Linked DNA regions of Homo sapiens: region 1 is linked to region 2. Evidence: chromatin loops called from intact Hi-C (ENCODE). Cell type or tissue: HCT116. All regions are shown on one strand. Links, peaks and the distances in the headings refer to the core of each region. The heading gives the core; the rest is flanking DNA. Region 1 overlaps TACC2 (transforming acidic coiled-coil containing protein 2). Region 2 overlaps NSMCE4A (NSE4A component of SMC5/6 complex).

Region 1 (8,956 bases), core at 569-8,568, 82 kb after region 2:
TGTGATCAATGCTATGAAGCAAGAAGACAGGTGCACAGACCCCAGACCTAGCCTGGGTGTCAAGGAAGGCGCTTCTGGGGAGCTGATGTTTGAGCTCAGAGCTGCAAATGAGCAGGAAGTAGGTGACATCAGAAGGACCCAGAGCCAGCTCAGCAGACACGCCTCCCCCAGCTTGGGCAGGTCCCCCCGGGTCGGGTCCCTGCTCTGCGTACAAGATGTGGTCTGAATGAGGTTTGCTGCTGCAGGAGACCTCAGCAATGTGGACATCTGAGGAACAGAGGACCAGGAGGACAGGAGAATCTGTGTATGCGAGCCGTCCCCAGGGTCTGGTCATCAAGAAAGGCTGAGGTTGTATGTTGCTCAGGCGCTGTGTGGTTGTTACTTTGCTTGACAGAGGAAAGTGCCATATATATGTGCACATCTTGTTTAAAGCTATGCTTGGTGCTCTACGGTTAACTTGAAGGTCCCTTCTTTAGCTCTTGAGGAACTCAGCATTACAGCAACACTCAGCCAGTGCAGGACAGGGAGCATTTCCCAATATTCCACAGGCTGCAGGTGGGCATCTGGGCTGCTTTAATGTGTTTAATGTGAAAGAAGTTGAGCAAAGAACAAGTTAAGCAGCAAGAATTAATTCAATCTTCATGACAGCACAGAGTTTCCTTTCTTTTTTTTTTTTTTTCTCGTAACGAGACAGAGTCCTGCTTTGTCACCCAGGCTGGAATGCAATGGCGCGATCTCGGCTCACTACAATCTCCGCCTCCTGGGTTCAAGCAGTTCTCCTGTTTCAGCCTCCTGAGTAGCTGGGATTACAGGTGCACACCGCCATGCCTGGCTACTTTTTTGTATTTTAGTGGAGACAGGGTTTCACCGTGTTGCCCAGGCCAGGCTCGAACTCCTGAGTTCAGGTAACCCACCCACCTTGGCCTCCCAAAGTGCTAGGATTACAGGTGTAGCCACAGCACCCGGCCTTGACAGCAGAGAGTTTCTTTACTGTCACCTGTCTGCTCCCACAGCCCCTGCTGTGGGGTTCCCCCAGCCCGGAGGGTCGGTGCTAGTTTTCACTGGCACGATTACGCAAGTGTGTGAACAACACGGCTCCAGGTTTTGGCCAGATGCATCTTCTGAATAAATGTGTAAAATGTTAACTTTGGGAGGAGCTGTTCTTTTCTTTTTTCTTTTCTTTTTTGAGACGGAGTCTCGCTCTGTCACCCAGGCTGGAGTGCAGTGGCGCGATCTCGGCTCACTGCAAGCTCCACCTCCCAGGTTCACGCCATTCTTCTGCCTCAGCCTCCCGAGTAGCTGGGACCACAGGCGCCCGCGACCACGCCCGGCTAACTTTTTGTATTTTTAGTAGAGACGGGGTTTCACCGTGTTAGCCAGGATGGTCTCAATCTCCTGACCTCGTGATCTGCCCATCTCAGCCTTCCAAAGTGCTGGGATTACAGGCGTAAGCCACTGCACATGGCCTTTTCTTCTTCTTTTTGAGAGAGAGTCTCACTCTGTCGCCCAGGCTGGAGTTCAGTGGCACAGTCTCAGCTCACTGCAACCTCTGCCTCCCGGGGTCAAGCGATTCTCCTGCCTCAGCCTCCCAAGTAGCTGGGATTACAGGTCCCTGCCACCATGCCCAGCTAATTTTTCTATTTTTAGTAGAGATGGGGTTTCACCATGTTGGCCAGGCTGGTCTCGAACTCCTGACCTCAAGTGATCCACCCGCCTCAGCCTCCCAAAGTTCTGGAATTACATGCTTGAGCCACTGCACCCAGCCTGAACTTCTGATTAACTGCTTTTGCTCTAAGCTGAGATAGCCAATGGGGCTCTTCATTAATGAGTTTTGAATCTGTTTCTTCTTTATACAGTAACAACCAGCATGTACAATGTCTACGTGGTCTAGCCTTGTCCTTTATTTAACCTTCAGAACAACCCTGCAGTTATGACCCCCATTCTACAGATACGGTACTCGAGGTGTAGAACCCAGAGACTTACAGCTAAATAAGCAGTAAAGCTTGGGTTTCAGAACAATTGTACTCAGCTTCCTGCCTGCTCATTCTTAAACCATGCTGCTGTAGCATGAAAATGAGTGGATACAGGGATTCTAGAGGGGCAAAAGAAATAAAGTTTATGTCTGCACTTTAAGTATAATCAAGTAAACATCACAGCATGGTACAGGCCATCCTGACATGCCCAGCTCTTTGAATAAAGAGACTCTCCCTTTTATTTGTACAGTTGTTGTTTACAAGGCATTCCTATCACCCACTGAGGTAGGGAAGGGCAGAGATTGTGGTCCCCAGTTTATTGACGGAGAGAGAGAGGCTTGGAGAGAGGAACTGATCTGACCAAGGGCACATGGATTTGGATTTTCTGACCTCATCCAATTCTCTTTAAATCATATTGTTTCTAAAATATTAAATACATACAGGTCATCAACATTGGGTATGTTTTTGAAGCCTTTAGTCTGCCACCTACAAACTACAGACATCAGAACATGTCACCTCTTACATCTTTGAGGTTCCTGAATCCTTTTAGGGTAATGGCCACCGCTTGTGACCCAAATGCTTCTGAGGAAGGGAAGGCAGATATGATTTACTAAATATCACTCATTCATTCACTAAATTCAAAATTCCATGAGGGTAGTAGGAACCATGTGTCTCTTTTTATAATTAGATTTCTTTCTTTCTTTCTTTCTCTTTCTTTCTTTCTTTTTCTCTTTCTTTTTCTTTCTTTCTTTTTCTCTTTCTTTTTCTTTCTTTTCTTTCTTTCTCTCTCTCTCTGTCTCTCTGTCTCTCTCTCTCTCTTTCTTTCTTCCTTTCTTCCTTTCTTTCTTTCTTACAGAGTCTCACTCTGTTGCCAGACTGAAGTGCAGTGCACAATCTTGGCTTACTGCAACCTCCACCTCCCAGGTTCAAGTGATTCTTGTGTTTCAGCCTCCTGAGTAGCTGGGACTACAGGTGCCCACCACCACACCTGGCTAATTTTTGTACTTTTAGTAGAGATGAGGTTTCGCCATGTTGGCCAGCCTGGGTTCGAACTCCTGACCGCAAGTGATCTGCCCGCCTCGGCCTCCCAAAGTGCTGGGATTACAGGCATGAGCCACTGTGCCTGGCCAAATTTTACTTTAGAGTATTTTCAGATTTATAGAAAAGTTGCAAAGATTGTATGGAGAGCTCCCATATAGATGCTTCCCCGGCTTCTCCTAAAGTTAACATTTTACACCATGCCTGTTTTAGTCATCAGTGTCTACCCAGAACCTAGACCCAGCCCTTACTATTCATGAGGCATAATCATCAAAACACACGTCAAACTCTATTCTGTTATTTTCCATCTTTTAAAGGAAGAGTGAGGACTCAAACCCAGCTCTCTCGGGCTTCGAAGCTTATTCATTTCTTCTGCTCTATCGTGCTGTATCACATCAGAAAACATTCCGTTTGCGGAAAGCTGAAATCCCACGCTGGCAGCCTTTCGCTTGTTGGCCTGACAGAGTGCCTGCTAGGTTAGGCTGAGGTGTCCTCTGCAACCTGTATTCGTCAATCTTTTGTACCCCCTTGGAGGGGAAGAAACATTTGGGATGGTCTAGCAGAACTGGTGTGAGCATTTGCCTTCCCTTGACAGGGAAGATGGGCAGCCGGCTGGCTCTAGCACAGAGCATGTGTTCATCCTCCATATTTGGTCAGCCTGGCAGTTGTTTCTGAAATCCGATTCCTAATGCCATGGGGATGACCTTTGGTCTGCTTCCCAGCATTCACCTGCAGTCAAGCTGCTCCCAAGGAGCTCGTTCAAAGAGGGGGCGACTTAGGCAGACACTCTGGTCATGATCTAACCATGTTAATTAAGCATGGTTTAATTAACTCTATTGGCATGACCAGTAAGCAGTGGTCTAGAGTGATGGAGCGTTTAAGAGGTAAGTGGAATTTTTTTTTTTTTTTTATGGTGAAATGCTTTAGCTCTTTACAAAGTATATTTTTTAGGACTGGAAAATTGCTGTAACTGTTTAAAGATTGCTTTAAAATAGACTCCAGGCTCTGGAGTGTTCCAGAGCCAACGAAAGACTGTTTGTTTACTCAAGCAATGGCAGCGAGGGAAAGATTTGAAGAAGCAACTGGGCGAGTCCACGTGTCCTGTAAGGCTTGCCAATTGTTTTTCCAGCCTGCGATTTGGAAGTGTAAAGGGTAACTTTAGAAATGCATGCTGTTTTGCAGTGACGCCTGCTGACACACAGGTCCTTTGGAATCCAGTAAGCAATAGAGCTTAAGACTATCTCTAAGACGGGGAACAGGAAGGGGGATTCAAAAGCACAGGGAAATGTGGCAAAAGCGAGAGTTCCCAGGGCTGAGGGTACGTCTTTCGATTTGCAGACATGGCCACCAGACTAAATAAGAATAATCTACTTTTCATACATTCAACAAATATTTATGGACTGCCTCTTCTGTGCCAGGTGCTATTCTGGGCATCAAATCTAGGCTCCTATACCACATTATTCTCAAATGTCCAATTGCTATAATTCCTTGGAGCATAGCAGCAAAATGGCAGAGGCCATAGAGCAACGAATTCCACTGTATGGCGAAGCAGCGTAAGGCAGGGACAAGAGCACAGACTCTGGAGCCAAACCATCCTGGTCCAAATCCTGGCTCCACCACTTCCAAGCTGTGTGATCTTGGGCAAGTGGCTTAACCTCTCTGTGCCCAGTATTCTTAGCTATAACATCGGGCTCTAAGGATTGAATGAGTTTAAATATGTAAAGCACTTAAAAGAGCAGTACTAGACACACAGAAAGTGTTCCTAATAATTAGGTTGCTGCTGTCGTAGCAGAAAGAGAGCTATGTAAATGCTGGGTGTCAGTATTCTTGTGGAAAGAGCACTGGACTTCAAGGTGGGAGACTTGCAGAGGGCAGAAGGCAAGCCTCTCTGTTTCTTATCTGGAAAATGGAAAACATGATTTTACCTGCCTGGTATAGCTCACGGGGATTTTATAAGAATCAAATGGATGTCAAAGAGCTTTGAAAAGTGCAATGTGCCATTCATACAGATAGTTTTGTTGCTTTTAACTCCATCCAGATATGTTTGTGTTGGGGAGAACTAGTATCATTCTTGCAGATTAGCTTTCTATTAGAAAAAGAAGTGGGCCGGGTGCCATGGCTCATGCCTGTAATCCCGGCACTTTGGGAGGCCAAGGCGCATGGATCACGAGTCAGGAGATCGAGACCAGCCTGCCAACATGGTGAGACCCCCATCTCTACTAAAAAAAAATACAAAATTAGCTGGGTGTGGTGGTGCATGCCTGTAGTCCCAGCTGTTCGGGAGGCTGAGGCAGGAGAATTGCTTGAACCCGGGAAGCGGAGGTTGCAGTGAGCTGAGATCACGCCATTGCACTCCAGCCTGGGCAACAAGAGCAAAACTCCATCTCAAAAATCATAATAATAGGGCTGGGTGTGGTGGCTCACGCCTGTAATCCCAGCACTTTGGGAGGCCGAGGCGGGTGGATCTCGAGGCCAGGAGATTGAGACCATCCTGGCTAACACGGTGAAACCCCGTCTCTACTAAAAATACAAAAAATTAGCCGGGCGTGGTGGTGGGCGCCTGTAGTCCCAGCTGCTCGGGAGGCTGAGGCCGGATAATCACTTGAACCCAGGAGGCGGAGCTTACAGTGAGCCAAGATCTCGCCACTGCACTCCAGCCTGGGTGACAGAGTGAGACTCTGTCTCAAAATATAATAATAAAAATAAATAATAATTAAAAAAAGAAAAAAAGAAAGAGAAGTGGAGCTGAAAAGGGAGAGACGCCTGCCTTTTGTTTTTTTCTTCAAAGACAAATCCAAGCCCTTGTTATAGTCCATCTGCCTGAGGAAATATAGCCCGTGGTCCCTTTCTTCTCCTGGACTTGGAGCAAAGATCTGTCTCCTTATTCCATCTGTTGTTTGCATCTGTCTGGGCTATTATTTGTCTTCTTTCCAGAATTAAAAGAAATCTTGCTCATGGAATACTGGGCATGAGATTTATCTGTTAAATTATTTGCAGAATATTTTACTGCAGGTCATCTTGTGATTGAAAGGGGGGCCTGGCCTCAGGTGTTAGTTGCTGAGGTTTGCATGGCGGTCAGACAAGTAGGAATTGGGTTAAAATTTCAAAAATGCAGGACCCTGATATAAAAATGCCACTCACTCAGTATTGTTAATCTTGAGTTATTATAGTAAAATGTGAGAATCATGCTTCCAAAGATTTATAATTTATAGATAAAGAATCTTGGCCGGGTGTGGTGGCACCTGTAATTCCAGCACTTTGGGAGGCTGAGGCGGGCAGATCACAAGGTCAGGAGTTCGAGACTAGCCTGGCCAATATGGTGAAACCCCGTCTCTACTAAAAATACAAAAATTAGCCGGGTGTGGTGGTGGGCACCTGTAGTCCCAGCTACTTAGGAGGCTGAGGCAGGAGAATCGCTTGAATCCGGGAAGCACAGGTTGCAGCGATCCGAGATGGTGCCACCAAACTCCAGCCTGGGCAACAGAGCGAGACTCCGTCTCAAAAAAAAAAAAAAAAAAAAAAAAAAAGAATCTTTCTTTGAAAATGAAGATTATAGAGTGTGAACTTAAGGTGATTTAAAGTTTCCATGGTCTTGATAATGTCCTATGGGGATGATTGTCTTCTTGGATGCACAGATGAAGAGGCTGAGACCCCTCAGGGGGGGGCAGGGGCACTCGTTAAGGGAATGGCTCAGCCTGCAGGGAGGTCAAGCCAACCCCAGGTCAGCAGCCCCCTCTCGTGTGAGGAACCATCCCCAGCTCTTTCTGCCTCCTTCAACACTGCCCCGTGGAAGGGATCAAACAGAGACGCCCTGTCCTGGCTCTGGGATCAGAGATAATCGGTTATGTCTAGATTCCACTGCTGTGTGGTCTTGGCCCAGTTACTAAACCTCTCAGAGCCTCAGCTCTAAAACAGGAACACAAATATCCATCTTTCCCTTAAGACAGTTGTGCAAATTCAATGACATAGTTCATGGAAAGATACTGGCCCAGTGCCTGGCATTAGTAAGTGCTCAATAACAGGAGCATTTATTGCTGTTGTTCTCTTTCCCCCACATTCTATCCTTCAGCTAAAATGAAGGAAAATTTTTGCATTGTAGTGTTCATGTTGGCACTAGACTGTATGGGTACCTGAGAGATGAAGCATCTTTTATGTTTTACCTTTGGACACAATGGGATGAACACAGATAGCCAACCACTCAGGGAAATGCACCAGGTAGGGGAACCTTAGCCAAAGCTAGCTTGCTCTTCGGGCTGGTGTCTGAAGGTCAAGGACTACAGCCCATCCAACAAGTCTGACGGTCTCAAGAAGTCCCCAGGTGCAGACTAGGCAGATGATTTGCTTTCACATGTCCTGCAGAAACGTCAAGATTAATTTACAAAATCCATAGGCTAGAGGTTGGTAGAGTTTGATGAGTGGGGACCCTCCCTTCCTGGGGGACCTTGGGGGCTGTCTGCTTCACCTCCAGGCAGGAGCCATACCTACTATCTTCCTGGGGTGCCCTCTGTGTGCACACCCCTGCAGCCATGGGACTGGGGTCTGTCTCCCTAGACTGTGAGCAACGTGAGAGGAGGAATGGAGCCTTATTTTTTTTTTCTCCTCCCTTTCCTTCCTTCCTCCCTCCCTCCCTTCCTTCCCTCCTTGCTTCCTCCCTCCCTCCCTCCCTCCCTTCTTTCCCTCCTACCCTCTCTCCTTCCCTCTCTCCCTCTTCCTTTCTTTTCCTTTCCCCTATTTGTTTCTGTTTCTGTTTTGTAGAGATGGGTTTCTCCATGTTGCCCAGGCTGGTCTCGAACTCCTGGGCTCAAGCAGTCTTCCCACCTCGCCTTCCCAAAGTGCTGGGATTGCAGGCATGAGCCACCGCACCCGGCTGGGGAGGCAGTTTCTAATTCACACAATGGCATTGTCTGCTCCCAGGCCATGCATTTGGCCCAGAAGAGTGCCACCTTCTGATTTTCACAAAGGTGCCCATGGGCTAGGGAATGTCTGTCGTACAGATTTGCACCATCTGCTAGATTTAAGCAAGGTAGAAAGAAATGAGCTCTTGTGCTGTCTTCAAATGTGTGTTCCATGTAACGCGAGTTCTATAAGATGTTAAACTGTGGTACATAAACAAAGAGTCCTGTGGTCAAGAAATTCTGGCAAACTCTGAGTTAAAATTCAGTAAGTTATTCTGCTGTAGAACTCAGAATTTTTACTATGCTAATGTGCATTGTGAATTTCTAAAGGAGGCCTATATTATGTAGCACTTGTCAAAGGTGTTTGACCAGGGAGTACTTTGTTTTCCTCCAAGCTGATCTGGTGCAGCTCATCTGGATGAGAGGTGGACCGGGGAATGCACTCTCAGTTGCTAGTGACAGAAATTCAGCTTGTACCCACCTGCTAAGGTGAAAAGGGCAATGCATGCGGCCTCATCATAGAGCTCCCAGATGGCTAGGGCAGAATGAGGCCTTGGCCCCAGCAGGGCTGCTCCCTCTGCCTGGCATCTCGGCTTTTCTCTGCCTGCGAGCTCTGCCATCTCTTTCTGTGGCGGTTTCGTCCACCACAGCTGGAAACAAGGCTGCAGGTGACTTCCCGACTCACCTTCTATAGAACCCCCCACCAGAACTGCCCTGGTTCTTCAGGGAATCCCGTAGAAGGTCCTGGCTTGACCGGAGTCTCATGTACACTCCAGTGGGCAGGGACATGGGGCACTATGACTGGCATTTTCCATGAGAACCTCAGGGATGGAGGGTATGGGTGGAACTGTTCTTGAAAGAAGGCAGACCCCATCCCAGAACAAGGGGTGCATGTTGTTTGGGGTGGGGGCACAGGGTCGCCGCTGGGGAAACAAAATGAAAGACAACCACTGCTTTGGGAAATACAGCTTGGAGCTTACAAAAGCCCTTTCCCTTCTTCTGATTTTTATATTATACTAAAATAGCATCATTTAAATGAGGTTCTGTTTT
Region 2 (8,956 bases), core at 344-8,343:
AAAACCCACCAAACCAAGAACAATCCTGCACTGCTTCTTTCAGCTGCAAGTCTTTTTTTTGAGACAGAGTCTTGCTCTGTCTCCCAGGCTGGAGTGCAGTGGCACGATCTCAGCCACTGCAACCTCCACCTCCCGGGTTCAAGCAATTCTCCTGCCTCAGCCTCCTGAGTAGCTGGGATTACAGGTGCATGCCACCACGCCCAGCTAATTTTTGTATTTTTAGTAGAGATGGGGTTTTACCATGTTGGTCAGGCTGATCTCGAACTCCTGACCTCATGATCCGCTTGCCTTGGCCTCCCAAAGTGCTGGGATTACAGGCGTGAGCCACCACGCCTGGCCTCAGCTGCAAATCTTAACAGCACAAATTTAATCAATCCAGAGAAGGGAACGCAGAACCACTATCCCTTTCTCACCTGTTACACACAGTTCTAAGAATGGGGCACTACAGGGAGGCAAAAATTCAAATTTCACTGGAATGGGGAAAAGGGATACTTTGGATTGCCAAATGAACTTTAATAGAACTGTGTAGCCATCCCATTGAAAAGGTTACCTTCAGCTAGCATCAAGCACTTGGCTTCTGCTGCCTCTGACTTGGAGTAATCACAGGCTCTGAAATCTCAAAGGTCTTCACAATCTCCTGGCAGACAATAATGAACATTTAGGCACTGGGCTTACTGCAAGTGAAGGCAGAGTCAGAACTATGCAGGGGCAACAGGCAGAGCTTTACCTCCCAGTCACGGTAACTCAAAGCTATAATTCCTTGATTTCTAACTTGTGTGTTATGTTCAAATCCCTCATTTTCTTCATTAATACTAACAGGCTCTGTTTGAAAGACAAATTTTTCAAATTTATCAAAGGTTATTAAATCGGAACAGGTAATCTAAACGGAAACTGATGAATAATAGCAATGAAACCTGTATTGAAAAGATACTTATAATATTACATACTTTTTAGGATTTCATGCATTATGGAGCTGCTGTAGTATTATTACAGTAGCCAGTCATTCCATCTGTTTCCATTTCAAAAAACATGTAGTAGAGTAACACATTCCAGACATTTGAAAATCTGCATATCTATGTGTCAACCACAGAGCTAAGCCCTAGTGAGTCCAATAGGACATTGAGAACATTGAAAGTAGCAAGTAAGTGCGATGGAAATATTCACTCTCCACAGGAGACCTTAGGAGGACATGAGTAATGGAGAGTGTGAAATTATTCAGGTAAGAATGAAAGATTCATAGAACCTCAAAGAGAAAAGAAGGTGCCGGCATCTGACAAAACGTGATTAGAAAGAGGGATACTACAAAAATGACTGCAATCACCAACTTTCTAAATTAAGATCTGAGGGAAATTATATCATTTCTTTGTTAATATTTACAGCAGATGTTGAATCAATGATATAGATGAATCCATCAAAATTTTAGACGCTGGCCATGTTTTCAGTATCTTCAGGTAGTTGAGCAAGATACAATATTGTAAAAGTTAATCTACATTGAAAATTCATTTACATTTAGTAAAATACTTAAATTCTACTAACAAATATATTTTCTCTAAAACTAATTTTTCCAAACATAGTATCATTTACCTATTACTGGCAGTCGGTCTTGGTCAAGTCTTATTCTTGCAAAACCATCCTAAAACGAAAACATGATTTTAGGAGAAGACAAACATTTAAGACTCAAACCTATACGCACTAGATGGAAAAAATTACTCAGAAAATTCAGTATCTCAGAAAATCAAATTACACCATAGCAATAATAAGGTGATGATATAGATAAGACTTCCCTAGTATCTTTTATTTACACAGGGTATCTTTGGGTTTCTAATCAGCTCTTTCACCCAGACACAGCCTCCATCCTGAGAATCTCTTAAGTGAAACTCATCTTGTCTCTTTAACTGATTTATACATATTTTGGAATACTCCACATTTTATTCTGCATAATTCTGTCACTGGGACCACTGGCAAAATATGCCTTTGTTATTATTTCTGAGAAAATACGTTGGTAGACATAGGTTTTCTCTAAGGTTATAATCAAATTCATCTTACATGTGGGAATGCAACCTGAAGTAAGATTAAAGATAGTCTAAAGCAAATTTCCATGGTACATATCTGAGTAGAGTTTTAAAACCAATTTTGAAATAATTTCAGACTTAAAGGGCTATAAGACTACTATAAACACGTGGCATATATCCTTTACCCATATTCATCAGTCGTTAAAGTGTTAGTTACCACGTTTACTTTATCACTCTACATATTATTATTTATGAATGAAGTGAGAATGATAGGCGGCCTGCTTCTTTTCCCTAATCTTTCAGTGTGTATTTCTTGAGAACAAGGATATTATACAACATGACAACTATCAAATGCAGGAAATTTAACATTTATACCATACTGTTATCTAATCTAAAGTTCCATATTCAAATTTTTCCAATTCTTTCTCTAAATAATTTCTAAAACATAAAAGCAAGCATATAAAATTTTAGCTAGCTTCTTCTACCTAATATGCCAATTAATGTTTTGCTACAATGGGTCTGAAACATATACTGGCTAGTGTATACAGATACCTTTGCCAGCTCCCTTCTACAGCTTTTCTTATGTAGCCTTTTAAAAGCATATAAAAGCAATTAGAAAAATAATCTTTAATCTTACCCGTATAATGAAGGAAACATGAAAGATGTTTTCCACTGTACGGGGGAAAGAATGAGGATCAACCACAAAGTCAAAGAAGGACATTGGGGTATCAGCTATAGACAAAAAGAGAAAAAAAAATTGATTTTTGCTTGTCATTAATATCAGTACACTCTAGCGTTAGCCAGAGACAAAGAAAGGATGTGTACTCATTCCTGCTGCAGGAGTGCAAATCAATCCAACCCTTCTGGAGGCCAATTTGGCATCTCTACTAAAAACATGTATGCCCACTGACCTGGAAACCACCTCTAAGAAGCTGTGCTACAGAAATACAAGTGTAACTGCACAAAATTACATACTAAGATTTTTTACTTCAGCAATTTATACAAGAGTAAAATGCTATAAAGAACTTAATCATCCAGCTGGGCATGGCACTCACACCTGTAATCCCAGCACTTTGGGAGGCCGATGCTGGCAGATCACCTGAGGTCAGGGGTTCAAGACTAGCTTGGCCAACATGGCGAAACAATGTCTCTACTAAAAATACAGAAAAAAAATTAGCCAGATGTGGTGGCGCGTGCGCCTGTAATCCCAGCTACTCAGGAGGCTGAGGCAGGAGAATTGCTTGAATCCAGGAGGTGGAGGTTGCAGTGAGTTGAGATGGTGCCACTGCATTCCAGTCTGGGCGAAAGAGTGAGACTGTCTCCTAAAAAAAAAAAAAAAAAATAGGAACTTGGCCGGGCGCGGTGGCTCATGCCTGTAATCCCAGCACTTTGGGAGGCCGAGGTGGGTGGATCACAAGGTCAGGAGATCAAGACCATCCTGGCTAACACGGTGAAACCCAGGTTCTACTAAAAGTACAAAAGAATTAGCCAGGCGTGGTGGCGGGTGCCTGTAGTCCCAGCTACTTGGGAGGCTGAGGCAGGAGAATGGCGTGAACCCAGGAGGGAGAGGTTGCAGTGAGCCAAGATCGCGCCACTGCACTCCAGCCTGGGCGACAGAGCGAGACTCTGTCTCAAAAAAAAAAAAAAGGAACTTAATCATCCATTAATGGAGGATCTGTTAAATATATTTACAGTACAGCCATATAATGGGAATCAGTGAACAAAACAAGGGAGATCTATATGAAATGATGTGGAAGAATGTCCACATGGAAAAGTCACGTAGCAGAAGAATGTGCATATTATGATTAGCTTGGAAAAAAAGAAAAAAACAAACTTTTTTTTTTCAGATGTAGTTTCGCTCTTGTTGCCCAGGCTAGAGTGCAATGGCGTGATCTTGGCTCACCGCAACCTCTGTCTCCCGGGTTCAAGCGATTCTCCTGCCTCAGCCTCCCAAGTAGCTGGGATTACAGGAATGCACTACCACACCCGGTTAATTTTGTATTTTTAGTAGAGATGAGGTTTCTCCATGTTGGTCAGGCGGGTATCGAACTCCCAACCTCAGCCTCCCAAAGTGCTGGGATTACAGGTGTGAGCCACCACGCCCGGCCAAAACAAACTATTTAGGTAGGTGTGTATAAAACTGATAAAATAATCTGAAAATATACACATTACATTTTATAATGAGGGGAGGTGGAACAGCTACTTTTGACATTTCTCACTTGAATGGCATATTTCATTTTGTAACAAAAAAAATCCCCATCTTTTAAAGATAAAAATGAAAACGTTAACTTCAAAGTTTTCACATGAAATTTCTAAAGGGGAGAAGAATCCTCATAAAATGCATATGTATTTATTCAAATATTACATACAGCTGAAATTGCCTTTTAAATACAAGTAACCTCAGTGAACAGATAAATACAAATTGCTCCACTTTGAATGGTGTTACACTTACGATCTTCTCGAAAATATGTCTGCAACAATCCCAAGATTCTTTCTACTTCTTTCTCTGTTGCTTCTTGATGAGATTCTTCCATTCTTCTTAACTGAAAAAAGTCATTATCAAGCTGACAGACCTACTTACTGGCCTATTAACGTTTTCTTCTCTCTTGCACACCCAAACTCCTTTTCTTCTCTCTTGCACACCCGAACTCTTTTTTTTTTTTGAGACAGGGTCTTGCTTTGCCACCCAGGCTAGAGTGCAGTTGCATGATCTCGGCTCACTGTAACCTCAGACTCCTGTGCTCAAGGGATCCTACCACCTCAGCTTCTTGAGTAGCTGGCACTAGAAGCGTGCACCACTACACCTGGCTAATTTTTTTTTTTTTAATTCATTCTACCTTGTCTAAGACACCTGGCTAATTAAAAAAAATTTTTTTAGATATGGGGTCTTGCTGACCATCCTGGCTAACACGGTGAAACCCCATCTCTACTAAAAATACAAAAACTTAGCCAGGTGTGGTGACAGGCGCCTGTACTCCCAGCTACTCAGGAGGCTGAGGCAGGAGAATGGCATGAACCCGGGAGGCGGAGCTTGCAGTGAGCCGACATCGCGCCTGTAATCCCTGCGCTGTAGGAGGCTGAGGCAGGTGGATCACAAGGTCAGGAGTTCGAGACCAGCCTGGCCATTATGGTGAAACCGTCTCTATTAAAAAACACCAAAATTAGCCGGGCATGGTGGTGCCTGCCTGTAATCCCAGCTACTTGGGAGGCTGAGGCAGGAGAATGGCTTGAACCCAGCAGGCGGAGGTTGCAGTGAGCCGAGATCGCGCCACTGCACTCCAGCCCGGGTGATAGGGCAAGACTCTGTCTCAAAAAAAATTATGGTTTAAAAAAAAACAGATTTTCTGGTTTCAGTAACTTTTTTTTTTTTTTTTTGAGATGGAGTCTTGCTCTGTGGCCCAGGCTGGAGTGCAGTGGTGCCATCTCGGCTCACTGCAACCTCCGCTTCCCAGGTTCAAGCAATTCTCCTACCTCAGCCTCCAGAGTAGCTGGGATTAGAGGCACCCACCACCACATCTGGCTAATTTTTTGTACTTTTTAGTAGAGACAGGGTTTCACCATGTTGGCCAGGCTGGTTTCTAACTCCTGACCTCAGGTGGATCTGCCCGCCTTGGCCTCCCAAAGTGCTGGGATTACAGGCGTAAGCCACCACACTCGGGCAACCTTTGTTTTTTTTGAGACGGACTCTCGCTCTGTCGCCCAGGCTGGAGTACAGTGGCATGATCTCGGCTCAGTGCAACCTCTGCCTCCTAGATTCCTAATTCTCCTGCGTCAGCCTCCCGAATAGCCCGGACTACAGGCACCTGCCACCATACCTAGCTAATTTCTGTATTTTTAGTAGAGACGGGGTTTCCCCGTATTGGCCGGGCTGGTCTCGAACTCCTGACCTTGTGATCTGCCCGCCTCGGCCTCCCAAAGTGCTGGGATTACAGGCGTAAGCCACTGTGCCTGGCCTCAGTAACATTTTCATATCAATTTCTTAATAGAATAGTAACATTACCAGATTAACCATTTTCAGGTTGAACATAAAATAGCAAAATACAAAAGGGCGGTTTAGAAACAGTGGTTCTCGAGTGGGTGTGACTTTCCCCCCACCTCCCCAGGGAACATTTGTTGTCACATGTAGACATTTTTGGTTGTCACAACTCAGGGGTCGGGGGGGCTATTAGCATATAACAGGTAGAGGCTGGGGATGCCGCTAAGCATCCTACAATGCGCAGGACAGCTCCCCAAACCAACATTATCCAGCCGTAAATGTTGACAGTGCTGAGGTTGACCCTGGCTTCGGAGAACTGATCAAAACTAGAGAAATGAGTTAAAACAAAGACAAGCAGCCAATCCAATAAAATGCTTAAAGGCTTAAATAAAATGATTATTTAAGTGACAAAACCTGGCTCCAGACCCGCACACTTAGAAAAAATGGCCAAATTGCATGCACATTATTTTAACAGCTATTTTAACTTTAATGTGTTTTTTTAAAAGCAACATTTTAAAACAAACCTGGGCAGGCATTGCCCTCTCCTCTTGTATCACAGGAACTTTTCTTGGACGATCAACTCGTGGCTTTGGCACAGGGCACTCTCCGTATATTGAACCCAACCTAATGAAAAGTATGCTTTCATTTATTTTTTTTGCCTGTTGTTTGTTAAACAAACTAACTTTACTAACTAAAAGTAGTTTGCATGGTATAGTCAAATTCAGACCAGACATCAGTGATATACAAGCTGACATCAGAGTAAGACTCTTGATAAGGTTTGTGACAGCCTTTCTGCCTTCTTTGTATTTCTAAAAGAACTCCTAGGAGCTTTACTCAACCACAGATACCTCCTCAGACACCTACATACTGCCCTGTAAAGTAGGCCAGTGAATATGCCTGTGACATCTTCCCACCACCCAACCTATTGTTTTGCAAAGCCAACTTCTAAGAGCAGGGGAAGGATGAACATGTATGTGGGGAAGCTCCAGTGGGGTCAGAAGACTTTGATCTGGGGAGGCCAAGGCAGAGGCTCCCAGCCCAGGACTACAGAACACATCTGTCTTAGGATAACAGGGCAAGTCACAGCCATGGGATTCCTTTTCCTTCTGGATTCTGCCCTCATGCAGACTTGGGTTACAGTAATAGATGTAAGTCTGCATCATGTAGAGATCAAAGCCCCAAGAATAAGGCTCATGTGGTCCCTACCCTTGAGGAGACAAAAATATACGATGTAGATGGACAGCTGCATTATGCACACAGATCCATTTCAATATAACATGGTGGGCTACTCTGGGAACACTCCTGCTCCACAAGGAGCAGTATAAAAAAATAAATTAATCAAATTTTAAAAAAGCAACATGGTAGATCCTGGGCGCTTAGAGAGTACTGCTCAAGTGCTATGAGAACACTTGGGCAGAGATATCTACCCAGACATGGGAGTGACGTGGTTGAGAAATCTGATCCTACACTGCTAACACCTCTGTCTGGAGAAGTTGCTGGAGGCTTCCAAGATGGGGCCTGTGGGATAAACAAACTTTACCGAATGGAAAAGATGAAAAGGAATTGGAGGCCAAGAGAACAGCAAGTACAAAGACACAGAGTTTTAAGTACTTCATTGTGGCTGGAAATTGGGCTGGATGATGAGATAAAGTTTAAGGCTTTATCTTTATAACCTAGGATTTATGAGTTTAGTACAATAGCAAAAAACAAAGATTTAGACTTTATCCTAAGATGAAGAAGTTTGGACTACATCCTATTAAATAGAACATACACAAATGGCTCTGGGCACCTGAGTTACCTGAAGTCTTATTAAAAATAGATGCCAGACCCCACACCACACTACTACATTGGCATCTCCAAGGCCTTCTACCCGAGCTACTATCAATCTCAATGGTTTTTAGAAAGACAAATTAGAAAAGACAAAAGCCCAGGAGCTATACCACTTAAAGAAGGACTGAACAACTCAGATGGCTACCCTAAAGTATTTACTGGGCAACAAAACCAGTATACTTGAAGGTCCTCTTAGAGAAGAGCCAGTAAGAGCTGTTCTTAATTTCTCCATAGGACCATGCCAGGAAGTTAAGACAGAAGCCAACTTCATTCAAATATAAAGAAATCTTTTTTTTAAATCAGAGTTCTATCTAAAAAATGAACTGGACAGTTTATGTGGCAGTGACAAGTAATCTTCAAATACAAGTCAGTGGTCATCTAACAGGGTATTATAATAAATGTCACTTTAGACGTTGGGAGACTCATAAGATACCCTCAGTAGGAGGTATCATCCTCCTATATGATAAGGATTTTAAAGATGATAAACCCAGAGTCTCATGAGCTAGAAGCAAAGGAGCCAGGAGAGCACTGGTAAAGAGGTTCTGGCCTTTTCTGCTAAAGCAGAATGAGAGATCCTTTAAGGTTCCATCCACATCTAGAGTTTATGGACTTTTTTTTCTTTTTTGAGACAGGGTCTCACTGTCAGCCAGGCCGGAGTGCAATGGCGCAATCTCAGCTCACTGCAATCTCTGCCTCCCAGGCTCAAGTGATCCTCCCACCTCAGCCTCCCAAGTAGCCAGGACCACAGGCATGGGCCACTACAGCGGGCTAATTTTTTGTATTTTTGGTAGAGATGGGTTCTCGCCATGTTGCCCAGGCTGATCTTGAATTCCTGAGCTCAGATGATCTACCTGCATCCACCTGCCAAAGTGCCGGGATTACAGGCATGAGCCACCACACCCGGCCTAGTGTTTATGAACTTTCATATCAAAGTTTCAAAAGTCTCCAAACAACGGCATCATGACTGTCACCTCTACAATACCAAATAATCTTTGTCCCTACAAGAAAAAGCAATTTAAGGTTCACAAATAACTGGTCTGTTGGATTTTTAAAATAATCTTACAGAAAGTGGAATGTATGGGTTTTATTAAAGGTGTTTTCTGCTGTTCTGCCTGTTATCTTCCAGGAGTCATAGACT

What was found. Peaks named below come from ENCODE experiments on the same cell type or tissue, not always from the same donor. Only the 100,000 strongest peaks of a DNase experiment are listed, where the experiment ranks them.
Region 1: a loop joins it to region 2, with 19 times the contacts of the local background. A loop is called at or near these places in 30 of 110 quality-filtered maps.

Annotation. Positions count from the first base shown.
Region 1 is chr10:122,040,778-122,049,733 of GRCh38, forward strand. All of the region lies in intron 2 of TACC2 (transforming acidic coiled-coil containing protein 2), which reads left to right. Among named protein-coding and RNA genes, the nearest start is that of TACC2, 56 kb to the left of the region's middle. In HCT116, for the core only: no CTCF peak of the experiment used is centred there; a DNase peak (open chromatin) is centred at 3,693; H3K4me3 peaks cover 773 bases.
Region 2 is chr10:121,958,774-121,967,729 of GRCh38, forward strand. It overlaps NSMCE4A (NSE4A component of SMC5/6 complex), which reads right to left. Exons shown (of 11, transcript NM_017615.3): 4 at 8,882-8,956; 5 at 6,513-6,612; 6 at 4,465-4,555; 7 at 2,650-2,744; 8 at 1,585-1,633; 9 at 728-822; 10 at 551-637. The coding sequence ends at 563. Among named protein-coding and RNA genes, the nearest start is that of NSMCE4A, 12 kb to the right of the region's middle. In HCT116, for the core only: no CTCF peak of the experiment used is centred there; no DNase peak of the experiment used is centred there.